2 separate regions of the Homo sapiens genome follow, and region 2 is linked to region 1. The links are chromatin loops, found by intact Hi-C in ENCODE. Cell type or tissue: GM12878. All regions are shown on one strand. Each heading gives the region's core, and the rest is flanking DNA. Links, peaks and the distances in the headings are about the cores only. Region 1 overlaps RDUR (RIG-I dependent antiviral response regulator RNA). Region 2 has its middle 42 kb from the start of RDUR.

Region 1 (2,822 bases), core at 200-2,699:
ACATAATACTTAGGGCCAGCTTAAGAAGCTCCTTCAGAGGCTGCATGACCTTGTAGCAATATTTTAAGCAGCACTCAAAGCTTCTAGCATAGGCATCTTGGTATGGTGAAAGGAGCCAACTCATAGCACGTACTTTCTCCTGTGTGCAGAAATTTAAAAACTAAATAAGTTTTCATGTCTTGTTCTGTTTTCATCCATATGTTTATTGTACTTCACGCTTCCCTGCTGAGGTGATTTTTTATTTTTCTGTTTGGCCCTCCTCCATCACTTCAAACTACAATGCTCCCCCATTTCTGAAACTCCCACAACCCTGTTTAGCCTTCCACCTATGACAATGGTCAGTCTCCCACAGGCCTTTGGTTGATTTCTCTCTCTCACCTTTTTTTTTTTTTTTTTTTTTTGTAGTCAGTCTCACTATGTTACCCAGTATGGTCTCAAACTCCTAAGCTCAGGCAATCATCCCACCTTGGCCTCCCAAAGCACTGGGATTACAGGCATGAGCGACCACACCCAGCCAACTTTGGTTGATTTCTAAATGCCCTTCCTGGCTCACATTTTCCTGTGATGAAACTGAAACTTGTTATTACTGATGACAAGCAACTGACTCTTTACCAATGAATACAGCCAAAAAGCTGTGAGACACTATCTCTGGGTCAGGCTTGATCTCTGCAAGCGCAGTTGTCGGGGCTGGGAGAAAATACTATCTCCTCAGAAGCATCAACATCACCACTTCAACACTAGAGACAAAAAGGGTACCACTATGAGAACACCACCCTTTGAAAAATGACCCACCTTGGCACCTGTGCTCAACTAGGAGTCAAAACCAGACTCTTACTTTAGTCGCTAGCCAGACAACACTCTAAGTCTCTAGAAACTACAGCATCATGTACAATAAATTACCTTTTTCCTTATGGGACCCATTTCTGTGTTTCTGGGTATGTGTGTGTGTGTGTGTGCGTGCACATGTGTGTGTGTTTAACTTAAGGATTCTTTAATTTTTCTCAACTCAGAGGCTGTGTAGATATACTATCTCATCTAGTTTATAGTTTATTGCTGCCTATCTATCTCAACATATAAAATATGTTCATGCTGTGTTTTAGAACATTAATTATTTTCTCCTCTAGGGAAGCAAACAGTCTTGAACACAGGGAACTTCAACAAACATTCAAGCATTCAATAACTGGCCAGTGTATAAAGTACTTAAAATTTTTAAAATATTCAAAAATATTTTTAAATGTTAACTGAGAAATTTTTTAATTAAACTAACTGAGCACACACTTCTGCATTTCAAGTCCAGAATGAATATATGGCTTGTTCAGCCCACTTCTGCCTTCTCATGAACAGCAAAATCTAGACAAAAGTCATGACTAAATGACTCTTCTGTGGTTACTCTGGCTTCACAGCCAGAAGAAAAGTCAATTGCTATGTAACCACAGGGCTTATCTGTTTGTTCATTAAAAGTGCTGTAAATAACAGTTTCTGTGATAGTAGTTTTAATTAACAAAAATTAACAAATTAATTTTAATTTTAATTTGCTGTGGCTCACTCCTGTAATCCCAGCACTTTGGGAAGCTGAGGTGAGCAGATCACTTGAGGTCAGGAGTCCAAGACCAGCCTGACCAACATGGTGAGAAACCTCGTTCCTACTAAAAATACAAAAATTAGCCAGGCGTGGTGGCACATGCTTGTAATCCCAGCTACTTGGGAGGCTGAGGCAAGAGAATTGCTTGAACCCAAGAGGCGGAGTTTGCAGTGAACCGAGGTTGTGCCACTGCACTCCAGCCTGGGCAACAGAGCGAGACTCTGTCTCAAAAAAAAAATTAATTAAAAAAATTCACAGCATTTAGTTAACAAAATCCAAATTGAATAGACCATGTAAATATCTGATCAGTCTTTTGGCAATTTGCATATAATACACAAACTAATCATGAAACGAGAAATTCTGCAGTTGCCCTAGATTTCGTACTGATGGAGAGCAGAAGACCTAGACACAGCCAGGCCCAGCAAGAAACAATATGATGCCACCTGACCTCAGGAGAGTACACTGAAGTTCTCCTCCCCATCCACCCCTCAACTTTATCTTCCTCTTACTCACCTCTAGTGAATTACCTTGATTCCTAGTTCACCAAGGTAGTTAAAGCCATGTTAAGATTCTCCATCTGCCATTTCATTTCTCTAGCTTGGCCCTATACTCATCCTACTAGTCTTTCTGCCTGCAGTTCTCCCAACTTCATAGCACTCCAATTTTCTATTCCCACCTGATCTACCTTCCTAAATCCCACTTTCCATCATGTCACTCCTCTGCTCAAAGGCCTTCAAAGAATCTACATGGCCCTCAGTATGGCCCTCCAAAACTTGACGCTGGCTACCTCCAACATAAATGTTTTCAGCCCAGATCATTCCTTTCTATATTCTACACTCTGCATAGACTGTCCTTTCTTCCTCCTTATTCCAAGACCTCTAGAAAACGGAAACTGGAGCAAAGATTACAGGGTATTCCTTTATTTGGGGAAGTACAATCCTGGGACAACAAGAGTGGAGGAGAAGGACAATGAGACAGAGAAAGACATCAAGCAATGTGAGATAATGCATAACAATGGCCTCTTCTTCACAATGAGCTGGAAGAGTCTCAGCCACTCCCTTGGAGGTCACCTGCTCAGCTACCCAGCATGTCTCTAGACAGACTGATCAGAGAAGCTGTGTCTCACATTAGTCTATTAGAGGAAGGAAGGGAAAGAGTGTGGTTGGTCCTCCATATCCTTGAGTTCTTCATCTGTGAATTCAACCAACTGTAGATCAAAAATATTTTTTTTTCTTTTTTT
Region 2 (2,822 bases), core at 160-2,659, 89 kb after region 1:
ACCTCCATTTGCAATAACCTGACTTTCATGGGTCTGGACATTCCCCTCATTTGAGTCATTCTCCTGTGTTAGACAACAAAGTTGAGTGCACGGTTTGTAGGAGACCATAGTTAATAACATTGGTGTGATCTGGGGGCAGGAATGAAGGACCTACCTGCATCTCTTATTAGCCTTTCTGTCAGGGAAAGACCTCAGCAAAATTTTGATGTAGACAAAGGCTTTCCAATCTTTCCTTCCTTTTCAGCTCTTCTTGTTTCAGACACCGTATGCCCTCAGCCTCTCCCCTCTCCTTTCGTTTTCTCCCAGAAACTAGCTTCTGAATCTTATACTAAAATGGAACAAACTGGCTAATAGCCTAAAATAAGCCAAAATGTTTGTATATTACTAAAATCTTAAACTTGGTGAAATCTTTTGTTTGGGCCAGCAGTGAGTTAAAATGTTACAGGACCTCACCCTTAATGCTGAAACTGCCCCCTTCTAGCAAACAGTTGTCACATTGAAAGACAGGACAGGAAAGCATCGAGGGAGACCCCAACCTGCCAAGGACAAACCTGGATAGCTGGGGAATGGCCCCATGCCACAGCAGGGAAAGCAGGCACTAAGGTGAATGCCTGGAAATGAGGGATGACAGGGATTCTGGAGGCCCTTGAAGAAGGATTCTAAAAGAATATGTCTAACCAAAGCTGGGAAATGAAGATCAGTGTCTTCTCCCTGTAACTTTTGTCTTGAATGAGTTCTAGAGATGAAAGAATATGAGACCCTAAAAAACAACCCTTCTGTTCACCTTTACCCCTCAAGTACTGTCTCAGGCCTTTCCTTCTGGTCTCAAAGCTCTTTTAGGAGATGGAGTTCCCCATACAGTCCAAATAATATGTCAATTGCTTCTATATCACTACTCCTCTCAATAATTCATTTTAATACGTATAGCCAAGACACAGTTATATGAGTTAATATATGTAAGACAGGAAAAGGGTTGCTGGTATATAATAAGGTATATGCTATATGCATATTAGCTATGATTTTTATCATTATTATGCCACAGCCCTGATTGTGAGGGATATTTGTCAAAGCCAGAGTAGAAAGATACCCCAGTTATAGCTGCTAGGTCAGCACCATAAAAGAGAGGAACCCAGTACATATCCATAAAGGAAGATGCAATCATCCTGTTCTTTATAATGACTTAAGATAGCAGGATGGATAATATCTTTCCAGAGACAGACTTCCCCAAGGATGCCAGTCTTGCTGCCTTGTATCAGTCAACTGAACCTATTCTTACTTGGGGTTACCTCTGCCCAGCACCACAGATACATGTAGGATCTGAATGTGGAAGATCTCCAGCTCTGGTAATATTCCTCTGAGATATTTCTTGTAAGAAATTCATCTGTAAAGCAAATATAAGGGAAAGTCCTGTGATACTTGAAGGATCGTCTCTCTTGACTCCTGTCAGCATCCTTCAAAGTGACCAGCTAGATTGATTTCATAACACCCAGTCCCAGCAACAGCAGTTCTGCTTCCGGGGGAAGGCCAACTTCCAAAAATCACAATAGAACCGTTGATGTAGGGTAATTTAGTGCTAAACGGACCCAGCAGGGTGGGTTTTTTTTTTCTTAAAAGGGAAGAGTGCAGTAAAGATAGTTTGGTTTGGGGCCTGACCTAAATCTTTCACTTCCTCTTACAGGAGAGAAGCAGATGTTAACTACAGGGTTGGGGAGGGAATGGGGAAGAAGAAGAGAACAAAATAAAATTGTGGTTCAAATTATTGTTAACACGTCAGTCTGATGATGCTCATTCTCTCATGTAAGCATTTAGAAATTCAACACAGAGACCATCTTCATTTTTGTTCATAAATTATTTATGCCTACTTCACCTTTTCTTTAAAGGCACAAATAAAATAAAATAAAAGTGAAGCCAGCAAAAGACAAGCCATCTTTTCAACACATGGTGCTGCAATAATTAGATATACAGAAAGACAAAGATGAATCCAAACCCTTATCTCACATCATACACAAAAAATTAATTCAAAACGAATCAACATTCATTGGAATTTATCAAATTTTTTTAAGTTTTGCACTTCAAAAGATACCATTAACAAAATAAAAAGGTAAATCACATACTGGGAGAAAAATACTTGTAAGTCATGTATCTGGTAAGGGACTTGTATCCAGAATATATAAAGAACTCTTACAATTTAATAGTAAGAAGAAAACTCAATTTTTAAAGTGGGCAAAACATTTGAATAAACATTTTACTAAAGAAGATATCTGAATGACCAATAAGCACAAGAAAAGATGCTTAACATCATTTGTTACTAGGGAAATGCAAATTCTTTTTTTTTTCTTTTTTTTGAGACAGGGTCTTACTCTGTCACCCAGACTGTAGTGCAGTGACACAATCACGGCTCACTCCAGCCTCAACTGGAGTCAAACGATCCTGCCACCTCAGCCTCCTGAGTAGCTGGAACCACAGGTGTGTGCCACCTTGCCTGGCTAATTTTTGTATTTTTTGTAGAGACAGGGTTTCACCACATTGCCCAGGCTGGTCTCAAGCTCCTGAGCTCAAATGATCTGCCTGCCTCAGCCACCCAAGATGCTAGGATTACATGCATGAGCTACTGTACCCAGCTGGGAAATGCAAGTTAAAGCCAAGGTAAGATACCACTGCACACCCATTAAAATGGCTATAATCCAAAAGGCAGGCAATAGCAAGTGTTGGTACAGACATAGAGAAACTGGAACCTTCATACATCGTTGCAGGATATGTAAAATGGTACAGCTACTTTGGAAAACAGTTTAAAAGTTAAACATAAATTAACCATAAGATCC

What was found. Peaks named below come from ENCODE experiments on the same cell type or tissue, not always from the same donor. Only the 100,000 strongest peaks of a DNase experiment are listed, where the experiment ranks them.
Region 2: a loop joins it to region 1, with 6 times the contacts of the local background. A loop is called at or near these places in 2 of 110 quality-filtered maps.

Annotation. Positions count from the first base shown.
Region 1 is chr3:101,986,612-101,989,433 of GRCh38, reverse strand. All of the region lies in intron 2 of RDUR (RIG-I dependent antiviral response regulator RNA), which reads right to left. Among named protein-coding and RNA genes, the nearest start is that of RDUR, 47 kb to the right of the region's middle. RefSeq lists an enhancer at 1,475-1,524. In GM12878, for the core only: no CTCF peak of the experiment used is centred there; DNase peaks (open chromatin) are centred at 627 and 1,383; H3K27ac peaks cover 1,576 bases.
Region 2 is chr3:101,897,741-101,900,562 of GRCh38, reverse strand. No RefSeq gene overlaps it. Among named protein-coding and RNA genes, the nearest start is that of RDUR, 42 kb to the left of the region's middle. In GM12878, for the core only: no CTCF peak of the experiment used is centred there; a DNase peak (open chromatin) is centred at 1,592; H3K27ac peaks cover 1,056 bases.